Linked DNA regions of Mus musculus: all the other regions are linked to region 2. The links are chromatin loops, found by intact Hi-C in ENCODE. Cell type or tissue: left cerebral cortex. All regions are shown on one strand. Links, peaks and the distances in the headings refer to the core of each region. The heading gives the core; the rest is flanking DNA. Region 1 has its middle 33 kb from the start of Gm32627. Region 2 has its middle 13 kb from the start of Gm32683. Region 3 has its middle 38 kb from the start of Prdm11.

The links. Hi-C counts contacts between places; a loop is a spot of excess contacts. Peaks named below come from ENCODE experiments on the same cell type or tissue, not always from the same donor. Only the 100,000 strongest peaks of a DNase experiment are listed, where the experiment ranks them.
Region 1: it touches region 2 in a loop (2.1-fold over the local background); 5 of 42 quality-filtered maps call a loop at or near these places.
Region 3: it touches region 2 in a loop (2.0-fold over the local background); 2 of 42 quality-filtered maps call a loop at or near these places.

What each region holds. Positions count from the first base shown.
Region 1 is chr2:93,108,298-93,114,144 of GRCm38, reverse strand. No RefSeq gene overlaps it. Among named protein-coding and RNA genes, the nearest start is that of Gm32627, 33 kb to the left of the region's middle. In left cerebral cortex, for the core only: no CTCF peak of the experiment used is centred there; a DNase peak (open chromatin) is centred at 3,046.
Region 2 is chr2:93,163,670-93,169,516 of GRCm38, reverse strand. No RefSeq gene overlaps it. Among named protein-coding and RNA genes, the nearest start is that of Gm32683, 13 kb to the left of the region's middle. In left cerebral cortex, for the core only: no CTCF peak of the experiment used is centred there; a DNase peak (open chromatin) is centred at 2,564.
Region 3 is chr2:93,081,215-93,087,061 of GRCm38, reverse strand. No RefSeq gene overlaps it. Among named protein-coding and RNA genes, the nearest start is that of Prdm11, 38 kb to the right of the region's middle. In left cerebral cortex, for the core only: no CTCF peak of the experiment used is centred there; DNase peaks (open chromatin) are centred at 1,232, 2,408 and 4,032; H3K27ac peaks cover 876 bases.

The DNA of each region.
Region 1 (5,847 bases), core at 473-5,472, 56 kb after region 2:
GAAGAGGCTTTTATTCCAGGCTCCACCCACTAGCGAGGTTTCCTCTAGGCAGGCATTCCTGGGTCATGTGACTGGAGGTGGCTAGGCAGGTGTCCCACAAGGCGAGTTGCCACTGTGTGAATACAGTCCAAACCCCTGTGGAAAATGGAAAAGGCAGTCAGTCAATCCACTCGGAGTCACCCCGGCTGAGGCTGAGGCTGAGGCTGAGGCTAAGGCTGAGGCTGAGGCTGGCGCGTGCGGTGTTCATTTGATGAGCACCAGTCTCTCTCTCACCCATCACAAGCCAGAGTGTGCACAGTCTTGACTTGTCTCTGCCACTGCCTTGGTGAGAACCAAGGCTTAGCATCCTCCTGGCTTGCCTCCTGCCAACATCTAGATGATCCTCTTAACCTGAAAATCTCATGTCCTTCCCTCTGCAATTTGGTTCCCATCTGTGATTTTCCTGTCAGACCCAAAGTCTTCCTCATGATGCTCAAGGCACTAAACGTCCCTATCATTTCCTGACTCTGCAGGTCAACCCTCTCTCAGTTTGGTCTCTTCTCTGTCATAACAGCCTCACCAGCACCTCAGGGCCTTTGCATGTGCTAGCTTGCTGTTCTGGGAATAGTCTTTCCTCACATTCCTCCCAGGAACACATCTTGACATACACCCTTACTGTGCTTCTTTCCAAACAGCACCCCTGCCTGGCGTGGTGGTGCACACCTTTAATCCCAGCACTTGGGAGGCAGAGGCAGGCGGATTTCTGAGTTCGAGGCCAGCCTGGTCTACAGAGTAAGTTCCAGGACAGCCAGGACTACACAGAGAAACCCTGTCTCGGAAAAAAACAAAACAAAACAAAACAAAACAAAACAAAAAAACAAAAAACAAACAAACAGCACCCTGCCTCTTCCTGGCCCCTGGCCCCTAGCCCCTTCCTATCTCCACTGACTGCAAAGCGTCCACCTGTCGCTACCTGTTGGTCTCCAGCAGTGCTATCCTGATATGCTCTGTGACCACAATCACCAGCCACCTACAACCATTGAGCTCCTGAAATGTGGCCAGTGTGTCACAGAACCTGGGGTTTAACTTTTCCTTTGTTTATAGGTTTGATGTATAAGCCTCCATACGTAGCTCATGGTGATGATGCAGGAGTCGTAGTTTCTCCCCCACAGGACACCAGTGTTGCTAGGAGTTACTAGGGAAGAGATTCCTGCTGTGTCCGAGGCTGTACCACACAGCTGAAAGTGTTTTCTGGTACACACAGTAGGCCTTGAAAAAAGACTTGTGATGAGGAATTATTATCACACACTTATATCCATATCCCCCTTTGTCTTTCTCAGCAATCTCCCATTAAAGAAGGCCCATCTGGCCCATTCCCACTCTGCTTCCTGGTGCCCCGCAGCAGGAACTCGGGCTGGGGAACCTGGCCCCTGTGACTTGAGCAGCAAAGGTGAGAGAGGAGCCAAAGCTGCAGCCTCGGCTGGGGATAATGGGATCCCAGGGGCCTTTGAGCTCCGGGCTGAGCATCCCAAGGTGCTCTGTGGTGATAAATGAAGCAAAGATAAAGAAAGTCTAGGAGCCTGCAGGCCACTGGGGTTTAAACAAGAACGTTTCCTGGTGTTCCATGGGCTTGCCTTGGGAAAATGAGGTCGAAGAAAGTCCAACCGGGAGGCTTGGTGGGAAGCAGTAACTGCTTCCTGGTGCTGGTCAGAGACAGTGAGCAGGAGGTGTTTGTTCAGTTGGTTCGTTATCTCTAAAGACAGAAGGTGAGAAGGGGCCCTGAGGCAGCCACTTCGGCAAACAGCAAACACAGCAAACCAGGATGCCAGGTCAAAGCTGAATTCCAAATAGGCTGTAGTTTCTCAGCTAAAGTGTACAGAGGCCAGGACACACTTATTTTTTAAGTGACCAGTGGAGCTCATAGTGATGAGGATGGAAGATAGATGGAGCCTTTGTCTACTCTACACAGACCCTGGGTTTAATTCTTAGCACTCTGTAACCTGGATGCCCTAGATCCACGTCTATAGTTGCAGCTCTTGAGAGACAGAGGCAGGGGAATCTAGAGCTGAACGTCGTCCTTGGCTACACAAGGGAGTCTGAGGTCTCTCTCAAAACAAATCAGCAAAATGTGACCATTGTATCTGGAACGTAAAGCTGGCTGGCCCGTGGGTTCACAGTGTCAATCAGACCATGGCAGCCATGACAACTTAGGTCAGGCCAGACACCACCCAGAATCTCTCGAATTAGGTCCTTTGCTTCTTGATGGAGTTCAAGTCACCTTCCACATTTCCCAGCATCCTGCTGCTCCAGAGGTCGCCCAGACTCCTGCTTCCATAAACCTCGCCCTAACTATGCCTCGGGCTGGAGCACAACTCCTCGATGGCATCCTCGTCAGGATGATCGCTCTCCTGAGAGGCAGCTCCTTTATGCTGTCAAGGTTTCTCCTCCATCATAAGCAGACTTCATTTTACATCACTTTCTAACCCCAAAGTCTGTGTTGTCATCGTTATGCAGAGTCCAGCAGCAGCCTCACCCTGGTAGGTGTTGTGTGAGCTGTATGAATGATGGAGAGTTATCCCAGAAGAGGCAAAGCTGGAAGCACCCTGCAGTCACTCCCAAGACAGCCTGTTGGGCTGTCTGTGAACAGCCTGAGACTATAGGCAGTACAGGAGCCCACTGGCATGGTGCAGAAGCCTGGAGGCTAGCAGCAGGATCCTGGAGTGAGGACAGTGGCTCGCTGTGGACAATGCCCTCTTGTTCACCTAGCTAACCTTAGTGCCTCTCCCTGGTGTAAGACATCTCTTCCTGCTCCCCCCACCCCCAAATAGGCTGCCACCCTGTGTAGCCATGACAGCCATGCTACCTCAGATGGCCTGGGATGTGGCAGGCAGGAGGTGAAGGCAAGAGAAAACCAGTAACCAAAGGCAAGCACCCCGCCAACCAGTTCCCGCTAACTCCCATAGTGCCGCTGGAGAGGGGTGGGGGTGTAGTGCCGCCAGAATGTGTCTCTGGCACCTAAGCAGGACCAGATTTCACCCAGCATCCTGGGCGGTTGGCACATGTGTGAAGAGGAACCAGGAGGTGGGATTTTAGTGCATTTTGTGGAACAGGATGGAAGCTGGGGAGGGAAGGAGCCAGACTGGCTGCATCTTGTGGAGCAGAGTGGAGGCTGAGGAGGGAAGGAGCCAGACCAGGAGCAGCAGTGATCTGGAGGAGAGCTATCTATGGCCCTTGTTCTGGCCACCTGGAGGACTCCTGGTGTTCCCACTTCCCAGAAATCCATTACCCCATTCAAGAGTACCATCCTGGACTCCTTTTAGCATCTACTTGAGTCCACTCTCAAGTTCCCAGCTACAGCCTAGACCATGCTCGGAGTTGCAGAGCCTGGTTCACTGCCAGGTGGTCACCCAGAGAGTCCTGAGCCTTTGACTTGTATCCCTGGGAAAGAGAGGGGTCCTCCCAACATGGGAAAGAAAGCCTGAGGAATAGATTCTGTTTTAGGAAAAGGCCAGAGCCAGGACAGAGCTGAGTGGGGTGACTCACACCAGGATACTTGGGAGGATAAGGCAGGAGCGTGGTTACAAGTTCAAGCCCAGCCTGGGCTACTTAATGAACTCCATATTTGCTGGGCTGTAGATTTATCTGTCTCAAACTAGGACAAGGAGAAAGGGAGGAGGGAGGGGGGAGGAAGAGGAGGAGAAGAAGAGGAGGAGGAGGAAGAGGAGGAGGAAGAGGGGAGGGGAGGGCAGGACAGAAGAGGAGAGGAGAGGAGAGGAGAGGAGAGGAGAGGAGAGGAGAGGAGAGGAGAGGAGAGGAGAGGAGAGGAGAGGGACAACAAAGAAGATACCAGAACAGAGTAAAGAAAGCAGAACACAGAACTGGTGTGCACCTGTCTGGTAGTCCCAGCATTCAGGATGCAGAAGCAGGTGGGGTCCAGGAATTCAAGGCCAGCTTGGTCTATATAGTGAGTTTGAGAGCAAAATGGGCTATGAGACCTTGTTTCAAATCAAAACAAAGTGGGGAAAAGCCAGAACAAGAAAGATGGGGAAGGAAAGAATGAGCCCAAAGGACTGGACTGAGTTCCTGGACCCAGAGCACCTGGAGCCGAGATGCTCGATAACATGAGATGCTCGATAACATGAGATGCTGGATAACAGGAGCTGAGACACAAAGAACCAGTTAATCCTCCCACTCAGTCCCACTTAGTCCTACAAGCCTGGTGCGAGCCCTCAGAACACATGACAGGTACCACTAGAGATTGCTAAGGCAGCAACCTTACTGGAGAAAGACACCCCACTCCCAGTCTCCCATTCACCTCTCCCTCTACCCTGTGAATAGGACGGATGCTTCAGAACACCCCAAGATGGAACGGACTGGCTCCCTGCTACCCACCGGGCTCTTATGTGCATTTAACCTCCATTTTTCTCTGTATTTAACCTCTCTTTGGTTTTCCTGCACCCAGGGCAGGCTGGGAGGTCTTCCCTTATGTGTCAGGATCATTTCCACCCCAATCCACCAGGTGCCAGCGCCAGGCAGAGTGTGCCTCTGGTCCAGAGGAATTTTCAGCTGCTAAGCAGCTGCCAGCTTTGCTAACCTACTATGATCTTTCTCCACCTTTTGCTGTGGTGGCTCATGGGAAAACGGTGAGGATAAAGCGGGTGCATCCCTTAGTCACCCTTTGTGGCTTCCATTTCAGCCCCCCTTCCTGGCAGCTGTTACCTTCAGGCAAATTGCCCCTCTGAGCTCTTTTTCACTGTGATAAAGCCACTTACTGTGAAATCTGCCACTTTAAGCATCCATGAGTGTCCAGCTCTGTGGCAGTAAGTGCACTTGCTTTGCTTAGCAGTGCACAGCGCCTTCCGTCTCCAGAGCTCTTGTCATCTCACAAAGCACAGACTCAGCCCATTGACAATCCTCTGTTATCCTCATTCAGTGCCAGACCCTTCCACCTTCCAGTCTCTGTCTCTGTGTACTTGACTGCCCACGCTCCCCACAGAAGAGGAATCCCTCCCACAGCAGTTGCTCTCTGTGACTGGCTACTGTCCTCAAGGCCTCAAGTTTATTGGTAGCATCCCACATATCACAATCTCTTCCTTTTCAAGGCCAAGTAATATTCCACTGCTCACATTCTACTTTATCTTCTATAGAAAGGTTGGAGCTGACTTCCACAGCAACTTGAGCCACTAGCATCTGGGTCCTGTGCAACCCATCCAAGCCTCTTTCATGGGTGTTTTATAGTGAGAGAGAGGGTAAGTCTATATTAGCCCATCATCTACTCTGTCCCTTTTCCAAACAACTGCCCACCCGGGAGAATAAAAGGACAGGGATGGGAAGGACGCTCAGTGGTTAAAGTGATTGCTGTATTGAGGATTGGAGTTTGCACTCCTAGGCCATGATAAGCATTGGGTGGGATGGAAGTCTGCCTGTGACTACAGCCTTCAAAGATGAAAACAAGATTCCCAGAGTGAGCTGGCAAGGGAGACTAACCACACCACTGAGCTCTGAGTTCGATCGAGAGACCTGGTCTCCCTGGGGGTGGGGGGTAGATGAGCCACAAGTTTGGTTCCTTATGTCAACCTCCAGCCTCCACATGTACATGCACCTGATGGGGGGAGGTCCTAATGTTTTGTCTTAGTTTGGCTCCCAAAATCACATGGGAATTTATGTGTCCAGATGCTGTGGGTCCCTGTCCCTAGTGAGTTTTTGATTGGTCAATAGAGTAACTAACAGCCAATGAGTGGCTGGTCAGGGAAACAGAAGTGGAACTTTTAGATTTCTAGGACAAGGGATGAAGGGAAGAAGAAGGAGCAGAATTGCCATGATGGGGAAGCAGAGAGATCGGATTTAAGAGCTGCAGGAGAGAAAGCA
Region 2 (5,847 bases), core at 299-5,298:
TTATCTGAAGATCAACAGATTTATTAAGACCTAGAACCAACAGAATATTTTTAAAATGTTCCTTGCAGAGAAACTTGGAGGGTAGCTTTGTAGAGATGCAAGATAGATGTGGTAGGCTCTTAAGCATCTGAGAAACCCTCAAAGGGGCTTAGACAAAGACTCCTTGTTCTCAGCCACTTCTAGAGAAAGGCAGGGTTACACTTCCTGTAGGCTATACCTATACATGGGTAGTTGGACCCAGCTTAGACACATGGCTTGATCTGGTCCAGTCAGTTCTTTCTTCCCTAGGAAGGGAAGGAGAGAAAGAAGAGAAGAAGACCATGCCTGGGTCTCCTGTGGCTGGGTTGGAGCTCAGGGTAGCCATGGTAACAAGAGGAATGAGAGAGACAGAGAGAGACAGAGACAGAGAGAGACAGAGAGAGACAGAGACAGAGAGAGGAGGCCATCTGGTTAAGGAGAGACCAGCTGAGGTGGGGGTCACAGTCTTGCCCAAGCTTGTCCTATTTACCTGCCCAGGCTGGGAAAGCTGAAAGTGTTCCCTTTGCTAAACCAGCTTAAGTGAGTTGTTTCTTTGATTCATGACTCAGGAGGTAACCAGTATGCCCTGTCTCCATGGAGAACAGAAGGACTCTGGGGCTTCATCCTGTAGGCCTGAGTGGTTTGAGCTGACACCAGGAAAGCCATGGGACAAAGATGTCACTGTGACCTAGGTAGCTGGCCTCTTCACTGTTGGGCTGCCATGTAACTCTGTCTTCCAATTGAATGTGACTGTCATCATTTTATATCAGAGGAGCTGTGCTGGCTTGCAAGAGAAACTGAGGTCAAGAGTGTTAACTTTTTTTTTTATGGAGGGAAGATGAGACTCATGGGGACAGGAGACTCTCAAGTCCTCACCTCCTTGAAGTGCCAGCTACCACTAAGAGGTGAACAGTGTCTGAGGGGAGTCCTCTACAGTGTTGTTGAGACAGGAGGTAAACAATCCTTGATCAGTAAGATGCCACCCATGGTAGATCATAAGCATGTCAGGTAGCATACTTAACTCCTCCTTTGAATGAAGAGATAACTCTCCATTGGGCTGGGGGAGCACAAACAAACAAAACAATAGCAGCAGCAACAACAAAAGTAAACCTCATATGGACTCCTTATTGGCTTGGTTCACAGCACCCTCAAAATGGACCAATCTCAATAGGATGACTTTTATTTACTTATTTAATGTATGTGAGTGCAGTGTCCCTTTTCTCAGTCACACCAGACGAGGGCTTCAGATTCCATTACAGATGGTTGTGAGCCACCATGTGGTTGCTGCGAATTGAACTCAGGACCTCTGGAAGAGCAGTCGGTGCTCCTAACCTCTGAGCCGTCTCTCCAGCCCCCATAAGATGACTTGATAAAGGCTCCATTTCGTCCTGCTATAAGACCCCAAAAAGCCCATTGAACAGGGCTACAATGATATTGCTCCCCTGGAGTTCTGGAACTCTGGTCTTCTTCCTCACTGTCCCTTGATACATCTGTTCTCGTTCTCTCTCTCTCCCTCTCTCTGTCTCTCTCTCTCTCTCTCCCCACTCCTGCCCTGCATTTCCTTATTCTTCTTGGGCTTGAGATAACTCGAAGCTAAATGGTTCAGGATGGCTTTGGTGTCCTTTATCTTTCTACCACCAAAGAAAGCTTCCTGACCTAAGCTGACCAAGAACTGAGAAAGGCTCTGTCTCATTCAAAGAACCCACATCAGTGAAGATGCCTGAGTCACCCATACTCCTATAGGCAACCCCAATAACCCAATGGTTCACCAAGGGGAACTTGGATCTAATCCTTGCTTTGGTATCCCTATCTGGAATGAACAGACAGATCTCCCCCATGAAAAGCTATAGAACAAGCCATCGTTAGACACAGAGTATGCTTGCTTAGGTCTATAAGGGCCAGAGCCATGTCGCCAAGAGTGACCCTAAGCAGAGGTGCTTCAAGCCCACCTGATGGGGGTAGTTGCCTCAGCAGAAGGACTGTCACATGCACCTGAAGGAGAAGCTCATGGCAGCCAGCCCCTAGGCCTCATGTCATCTTTGTTTAGCACTGTCCAGTTGTTAGCTCCCCCTCCACCTGCCCACTGTTTACCACCCCTTCACTTAAGCGACACCTGGATGTGAGTCTTCACCACTGCCCTGCTCGGTACTTTTGCATTCCCACATTCCGAAATCATAGGACCCTGCTACCCTAAGGGCAGCTGGTACATGTCGACAGCGGGAAACAGAAGTGTGGGGCTGCTATGAGTGGAAGAAAAGGGGAAGTAGACAAGCCAACTTGCAAGGCTTTGTCACGTTTACATCATGGGTGACTGGGGCTCCAGCCTGGCCTTGAGTCTACCCAACACTAGAGACATCGGCAGGCTCGTGGGCCAGAAGGCATCCATTGGTTCAGTGGAATCCAGCTACTCTCTGAGCACACCCCTCCTCTCCCCAAATGAGCCCGAGCACTGTGAAGCAGTGAGCTGAGGCCCACCTGGCACAGTTTGCCACCCCCGGCTGTATATAGAGATGTGTTCACACGGGAAGCCGCACAGGGGAAGCCATGCCATTCCCAAGTGGTGGGGAGAACAAGCTGGGGGAGCCAGGCAGGCTTGTTGCCTACCCTGCTGCTCGCCTCCTTTTCCTCTGCTGAGGATGGAAGCATGCCCTGGGTGGTTCTGAAGTGGGTGAGCAAAGCCAGCTGGGTGCTTAGAACTCACAGGCCCTCCCTAGACTGGCTTCCTGATCCCTGCTCCACACAGGAGGAAATGAAAGTCGTTTTCTTAGACCCCAGGAGAAAAGAAAGGAAGAGAGGTTTTATTTAGACTGTGCTCAAATCTTCAGAGAGACCTTGTCTGTAAGTCACAGGAAAGCAGGCGTTTTCCAACAAGGCCTTCGTGTGCTGCGCCTCATACATCCAACAAAGGCAGAGAGTAGCCGAGGGAAGGGAGCGGGCACTCTGTCTTCTAAACACACGTCTTCATGCTTTCTTGACTCTGCCTAAGGGTCCCTGGGTTTCCTTGTGACATCCAAGCTGGTTGCTATGGGGACCAGGTTGCTGAAATGTCCATCAGGAGACAGTGATAAAGAGTCTGGCTCAGTTCAGAGACTGGTAAATGGGGCACCCTATGAGGTCTGCCAAATGTCTCTCAGACCCTAAGTACACAGATATGCAAAGTGGTGCCCCATGTGAACTCCCAACCTGTGATGCTCAGCTGATCTGACAACATGAATTTGAGGGCACAGAGTTCTAGTCGTCCTCATAGCAATGTGGGCCAGGCTTCCCTGCAGTGACCCTGAACAGGGACAAGAATGAGTGGCTTACTCCGTTTCTGACATTGCCATAGAAAGAGGTGGAAAAGAGCTATCAAACAAACAAAATAACAACAATAAAATCCAAAATGAGTCTGTGCTCCCAGTGGCCTGCCTATGGGTGAGGTTGTACACTATTCCCATCAGCAGGCTAGGCCTGGGTTCTCACAGAGCTCTGGCCTCAGGGAAAGGAAGCCAACAGGCAGCCTAACCATAGAGGCTAAGGCCTGTGGAGAGGGAGATACTTAGTGTGAATCTACTGAGGCTGGGTCCTTACTACCATGGGAGGCCCCTCTCAAGACAGAGTGGTACCCTAGCCACACCTGCAGCCTGCTCATGTCCAGAACTAGGCCCCTCCTTATTCTCCAAACTTGGCCCCCTTTACCTCTTTGCCTGGCTGGGACAACTCTATGGGAGGGTCCCCACCTTTTTTCCAATGGGTCCTCTGTAGATCTATAGTTGCTGGCTAGAGCTGGGTGCTTACCCCAAGGAGGGTAGGAAAGGCAAGGGACTGGATGAGAATGTTGGAAGAGAAAGAGAGCCCTCACTCTGGAGTCTGGTTGAAGCCTCTCACTGCCAGAGATGCAAAAATGTCAGTGCAACTCACAGCTGATCAAGGCCTGTCTCCCCTCCTAGCTGAAGACCTGCAAAAGGACGTGCTCCAACCTCCCTGTGCAACCACAGTGACTCCTGATTTCATTTTAGTAGACTGTAATCCCAAGGTGCCCAAAGAACACTGAAAACACACACCCCCCAAAAAAAAAAAAAAGAAAAAAGAAAAGAAAAAGAAAAAAAATATATAAACCAAACCAAACCCCCACCCCCAAACCAAGATTTCATAGCAGCCTTTGAGATGTAACTCAAGAGCCATGAACATGGTATAACAGACTGAGGCTAAGACACATGTTTCTCCCTCTCCCTTGAGGAGCCTTGTGCCTACTCTTGGGCCTGTCTTGTTCTTCCCATGGCTGCCTCCTGTTCTCTCACCCTCTAGCTTTGAATCTATGTTAAAAATGTCTTTTAAAGCCAAGCATGGTAGCACACACCTTTAATCCCAGCACTTGGGAGGCAGAGGTAAGTGGATCTTTTGAGTTCAAGGTCAGCCTGGTCTCCAGAGTGAGTTCCAGGACATCCAGAGCTACACAGAGAAACCCTGTCTCAAAAAACCAAACAGCAACAATGAAAGAAAAGCATCTTTTAACAAGTCCTTTTGAGATCCTTCTCAAATCTTCTTTGAGAAGCCCATACCCATTTTCTCATGTGTGCCATGTCTTTTCCTGAGTATCTTTCTATTTTCAACAAACCCCAACTTGGCATCATCCTGGCTAAGCCTGAAGTTCTTTTCTGTGCCAAAGCCAAGAATCCTGGGCTTGCCTGAGTGGAGATCCCTGAGAGATTAAAGGCACGCCTCAGGATGCCTCTGTGTTCTCCCCACTGACAACCGCAGTAGGCTATCAAAAGGATTAAACTTGGGATAAGCACCTGGCACCAAATAAATACTATAGAAATCATCTTGTGAAGTTTAAAGATGGGAGAGGTAGGGAAAGAAACCTCATAGCAGCTCTTCAGGTAGGTGGGATATTGCACTCAGAGAGGTGAGTTAATAGATCTGAACTCACACAGCTTGTACATGTCAGGGCTGAAGAACTTAGTCAACCCCAAGTTCCTGTCAGACCTGCCAGTCTCAGTGGCAGCAGAGGACTGTAGGAGCCCTACTGACATGACAGAGTCCATGTCTAGTCAGAGGCTGTCTCAGGAGTTGGTTGGGCCTTGCTGAGGTGAGGAAAGGCTGGCCCTAGCTGGGGAAGAAGGAAGACGATTGGATACCTAACCAAGGCTCACCAACATCCCAGAATCCCGAATTCCCATTCCAGCTAAGTCCAAAAGAAGGAATGGCCCCATTCTTCCTGTCTGGCTGGACTTCTAACCCTTATAGATTTAATGTAGCCCAACTGGAGGCCTCAGAGTCCCGAAAGCTACGGTGTTTACTCAATGTCTCCTCCAGACATCTGGGACTGGGGCAGGGCGGGGGGCTGGGGGGGAAGCTGGAAGGAGTTCCCTACACACTCCCTGGTCTGCTCAGAGTTCCCATCTCTTCTTTACAACATAGCAGTGATAACAGCTGCCCTTGTATTGCAGTTCTGGGAAGGTCCCTCAACTTTACAGATATAATGTGGATTAACGATCAGCTTGGCTCACAGTATGTTCTAGAAATGGGGCCATGTTTCCAACTCTGACCTTAGGCAAGTTTGTCATGAGGTTGTCATGGGGATGAATGAGTGACTGGCCTGCAGTTCCCAGCTCACCCCAGGCAGGATAACTGAGTGTGCAAATGGGTGTCGTCCCATCCCACCCCACCCCACCCCACCCCACCTCCGTGCTTACTGCAGAAGGCTCTAGGAAATGATAACCAGTCCTTCTAGATGGAGAAATCAAAAGAAAAGGGTTCAGTCTATGCCAGAAGAGACTGGTGGCTACTGTGACTTCCTAAGGCCACCATAATGGGGAAGGTAAGAAAGAGCCACAGAGACCACCC
Region 3 (5,847 bases), core at 276-5,275, 82 kb after region 2:
GAACTGTAAGGCCCAGTGGAGAAGCAGAAAGCTCTATTAACAAGGAAGCATGGAAGACCATGAACTCCCCTTCCACCCACCTAGCTTGGCTCTGGCCTGAAAGGGGTCTTTCATATGATTATTTAAGGGAGGTTATGTGGGATCTCAGACAGGTGGGCATTTCAGCTCTTCAGTTTTTTTTAAATAGCCAGGCACTGGGTATGGTAACACATATCTGTTAACCCAACTCTTAGGAGGTAGAGGCAGGAAGATCTTGAGTTTGAAGCTAGCTTGAGCTACATAGAGAATTCTGGTCTAACCTGGGCTACAAAGAAAGACCATCTCAAAAAATAATTCAAGAGTCAACAATGAAAATGCGGAGAGAGGAAGAGGAGGAGTGGGACCTCAGGTAATTTGGAACTGGAGAGTGTTCGGGAAGGAGGACATTTGAATTCCCAGCTAACGTCAGTGTGAAGTGAATCTGTGACTCCTTAAACAATGGCAATGAGAACAAGTAGAAACTTCTAGAGTTGGGTTTGTGGGGACAGGTATTGTGGTTAGATTGCATTTTCTCCAGTTTAGCCAGGGCAGAGAGGAGTCTAAACCTTTCAAGGGCTGGGTTTGTTTCCTCTGCTCATTTCCATGCAGGCCAGTGTTCACCAGGAGTGGCCCTTAATGGAGACCTCAACCTGGAGTGGTCCTGATAGAGACCTCAACCTGGAGTGGTCCTTGATGGAGCCCTCAACCTGGAGTGGTCCTGATGGAGACCTCAACCTGGAGTGGTCCTGATGGAGACCTCAACCTGGAGTGGTCCTTGATGGAGCCCTCAACCTGGAGTGGTCCTGATGGAGACCTCAACCTGGAGTGGTCCTGATGGAGACCTCAACCTGGAGTGGTCCTTGATGGAGCCCTCAACCTGGAGTGGTCCTGATGGAGACCTCAACCTGGAGTGGTCCTGATGGAGACCTCAACCTGGAGTGGTCCTGATGGAGACCTGCTCCTTCCAAGGAGGCTTCCCTGCTGATCCCCACTTCCATTGTCACCCCACCCTCCACGCCTAGCTTGCTCACTGCAACAGGCTCCTGAAGCCTCAGAGTCCCCCTACACAGAAGATGGCTCAGCCAGAATAGGCAAGTGGCCAAATCCGTGACAACCTGTGGGCCCAGCACAGCTGAGTACACCCAGGCAGGCTCTCCCTGGCAGCCTTCTCTCTCGCCTTTCCACCGCAGGCAAGCCATGTCTGTTTGGAAGGCACACTCCCAAGGCTCCTCATCATTTGCTCCCACGGTTTCCAGAGAGACTGGCCCATGAAGCTGGCATCCCTGCCAAGGCAGGGAGACAGAAGGCAGGGGGACTTCCAGCCAGCCTGGTTTTCACTTAAACAGCAGCAGCAGTCTGCTTGCTGAGCACTCGCTGTGGGCTCAGAGCTTACCAGGCACTTGCTCATTTCATCCTGACAGGAGCCCTGGGAAAGGAAAGGAGCCCTCTCTAAAGAGGAGGAAGCTGAAGCACAGAGAGGGGAGGTTAACTTGCAAGATCACACAGCCAGTGAGTAGAGCAGCCCGCTGAGGTTGGTGCACAGATGCTGTCTTCTTGACTCCCTGGCCCCAACTGGCACCCCCACACCATCAGTCTGCAGCTCAGCATTGTGCAGGAGGTGCCCAGGTGCTAAGTGGAATTGAAAACCTTCAAGCTCCAGGCTCATTGTCAGTTATTCTGCCAAGCCTTTCTCTTAATTGAAAAGGGATAAAAACAGAAAGAGAACCGAGGCTGCCAACGTATAAACAAGGACTTAACATCTCATGAACACCAGGAACCCAGGCTCTTCTCCCCAGGGCCTTCTCTGCTAACCTGTTTCCTGTGCCAGGCTCAGCAAACAACATGCCTCTCCACGGTGGGCTGTGGAGCCAACACATCTGCATGATCTCTTTCACACAGCCTCATGCCAGGGATTCCTCCACAGGGAGGAAGGGTCTGGGTGGGCCTGCCCAAACTGCCCGAGGACTCTCACCCGAGGCGGTGGTTCTTCCTTCCCTAGAAGGTTCTCTTCTCCAAGGGACCTTGTTGGAGAAGGTAGCAAAAGCTATGGGGTCGGGGGACAGTAAAGAAAGAAGGGTGTTTAAACAGCAGGCTGAGCCACATCTGGATTGCCCGGCGTGGAGCTCTGAGGATCAGGGTGATTGCCACAGGCTGCACCAGCAGAGAGCCTAACTCAGTCATTGGGTACCATGGACAGATGGGGGATGGGTTAATGAATGGAGCTGGGGCCCAGAGGTGGGAGCTGCGGGGTATGGAGTCTCCCGCTGGAATATCTTGAGCTCCCCGCTCTTGGCACTTGGCATTTGCTAATCCCAAGTTGTGTCTTTTCTTTCTTCTCCTCCTACTTCATCTTCCAACCTAGCATGGCACAACACTACTCCCCCACATACTCACACACACAGACAGAACACCCACATGTACCATGAACACCCAGACAACTGCACGCTCTCAGACCACACCAGCCTCCAGGCATACAACACTGACTTACAGTGGCTCTGTGGCCACTATACACCACAGCACACAACCTGCTTGCATGCACAGACATACAATCGGCTTGCACACACAAACAGACACAGGACTCACATCTTCTGCAATTGCATTGTGCAACCACTCAAGCCTTACGTGTAAACACATGCTTACAGACGTGCAGGCATTCTCAAGAAGCCAATCACTCTTCAGCCTCTTGCTTCTGCCTCTCACCTTGTCCAGAAGGCTCTGCTTCTTATCTTCCCTCGATCTTTACAACCAGTGATGTACCTACTTTTGTATACCTGCAGATTTTCATTTCCTTTTTTTTTTGGAACAAGGTCTCATGTAGTCCAAGCCAGACTTGAACTTGATGTGTTATCAAAGACGACCTTGAACTTCTGACTTTCTAGCCTCCACATGCTGGATGTTGGGATTGCAGGTATGCACCACCATGCCTGGTTTATGTAGTGTTGGAATAGAACCTAGGGCTTCGTGCATGCTAGGTAAACACTGAGCCATATTCCCAGGTCCCTACCTAAGCATTTTGAACATGTCTCCTGGGCTAGGTTACACTTATCAAAATGAAGATGCTGAAGACCAGACAGCAGAGATTCTTTTTATTTTTGGTTTTTCGAGACAGGGTTTCTCTGTGTAGCCCTGGCTGTCCTGGAACTCACTCTGTAGACCAGGCTGGCCTTGAACTCAGAAATCCGCCTGCCTCTGCCTCTGAGTGCTGGGATTAAAGGCCTGCGCCACCACGCCCGGTCAAGGCTCTTAATCTATTAGAGGAACCATAGAATTGACCAACAGTGTTCAGTACTCACAGAACTCAAAAGCTGTGTCCAGCATCAGGAACACAGAGGTTAGCAAGGGCTGGTCTCTCTGGCTCCTGGGAACTTTCAGGCATCAATGGAAAGAGATGAGTGAAGGTGTAAGTATCACGTTTACAGAACTGTCAACAGAACAGCAGGGTGTCCTAATGATGGGCCTGGACACATTGGACTGTGCCTGGGGAGGAGGGGTGGAGGATGTGTCCTTCGAAAAACTAGGGAGCTGGCCAAACAAAGCAGCTGGCCAGGCTTGTCCCTGAGGAGGATCTAGTGTGAGCCCCGTGATCCCCACCTCACCTCTATTTTCCCAGGAAAAGGCTGCATACAGATTATTATAATGGTGTGTGTTGATGAGGTGGTTGTCTGAGGGAGGAGACAAGCTGAAAAGAAAGTTTGGGGGAAACCGAGGCTCAGAAATAAAAGTCACTGTCTATGATCCCTGCTGGCCATTCCCAGGCTCTAGGGATGCCCGTACACTCCAGGAAATTTATTGACTAGAGCCAGGCTGTTGCCTCCCAACTGAGAAGGTGGGAGACCTAAGGGCAGGAGAGAGGGTGTTGTGGTACCATGGCTGTATTTTGAAGTCTAGCTCATCAGGACCTCTCCTTTGAGGCTCAGCCAAGGGAATTTGAGACTTTGAGGCTGAGCCTTCCCACCCTGCAGCTGCTTGTCAGGCCTTCCCTGGCAAAGCCTGGCCTTGTGTGGATTCCACAGGCCCCATCCCAGATCCGAGCCTACCCCTCCCTCTACCATCAATTAGCTGTCCTCAGACAAGGCGCAGCTGGCTCCCAGTCTCCAAGCTTTTCCCCAGTCTGAGTTATTTTCCTAAAAGGAGCACCCTCAGCAGAAGCAGCGGTATGAGCTTGGTCTCACCACTCACCACTCTGAGCCTCAGTTTCCCTAATGTTCCCAGGAACATGGGTTCACAGGCCTGTGTGGGTTGACTATTCTCTTCTGCACCTCCCCTTCTTTCCCTGAGAAATGGACTACAGGACGAGACCACAGGGCTCACATCAGTGGTTGCTGGGGATAGACCTGCTCAGCTGTACTGTTTGACCAACATCCTGTCTTTTGAAGGACCTGTCTCCTCCAGTCACACCCCAATTTGTCTCAGACCCCCTGCCCCCTGCTGTCTATCCCCAGCTTCCTTCCTTATATGACATATTAAGCATGTATGTCCTACAGCCCTAAACTAACTGAGTGAAAAACTTCTTCAAGGTCTCTCACCAGGGCTCTGTGGCTGGGGATAATGGGACAGGCCAGGGGGACATCCGGGATGGCACATGCACACCACTGACCCAGGGCCTTGCTTCCCAGCTGGCTGCCTTTCCTCAGTCACTGGCCCAGCCTGTCATTCAACTGTGTAGCGACCCTCTCTGGAAGCACTAGGGTGGGTGGGGCTGAGCTTTCCCTGGCATTGAGGACAGCCCAGAGGCCAGGACCTGAGCTGGGGCAGCAGCCCTGACCTTGTCACTGTTCTTCCTCAGTGCCCAGAGAGGAGTCTGCTCAGTGTAGCTGCTAGAGGTTTTTTGTAGAAATAAACAGCAAACAGGTGTGCTAAGCTCTGGTTTCTCATGTGATCCTTTAGCCTACGTTCAAACTCAGGAGGAAGGAGTCTCAGTAAACCTAACCTCACAGGATGGCAACTCCTATTTGCCACTCTTGCTGCTGACAAAACTACCAGAAGTTCTGGCTCACAATTCCCAAGGCCAGCCTGTAAATATTCATTTGCACACACATGTGCCTGCACACAGATATGTTCATAAATACACATGCTCACATACTCATACATGCTCACACACACACATGCTTACATATACACATGCTCACACACACATGCTCACATATACACATGCTCACACACACACATGCTCACATATACACATGCTCACACACACACATGCTCACATATACACATGCTCACACACGCTCACACATACATGCTCTCAACAAACACACATGCACACAACGCACTCACACATGCACACACACTTTGATGGAGGTCCAGAGAAGCAAAGATCTCAGGAGCTCAGCTTCCCCCAAGACCCTGGCTCCTCTGCCCTGTGGCTGCGGGGCCACCTCCCTCTCTATGGGGCAGATCTCTCTCAAGCGTCTATGAGCAGTGATATGTGTTGAGGATGGGATGTGCCTCAGCCAAAGAAAAAACTGTCTTTGTAGAAAATGGGCCAATTAAAGCCACAAGGCTGCTCAAGCAACAAAAGAAGAAGAAAGTAAGAGTAGCTGAAGGGGAGGCTCCCAGGGGAGAGGAAAAGGCAGAAAGGCCAGTCATTCTAGAGGGCAGAGGTCAAAGCTGCAGGCTTCCTGGCCAAGAGTCTGCTAGGCACAGACCTCTTGGTTGGACTGTCGGCCACTTGGCAGAGTGCACCTGCTTTCTCCTCTAAGCCACTGGAGCCAGTCTCATGGAGCAGATCTGCCAGGGGTCCTGGAAGTCTTGAGCTCTTGGGGAGCTGCCAAGTAAGCAGGAGTCTCCCCACTGTTGAGTGTAAGGGTAAGGGCACCCCACTCCACT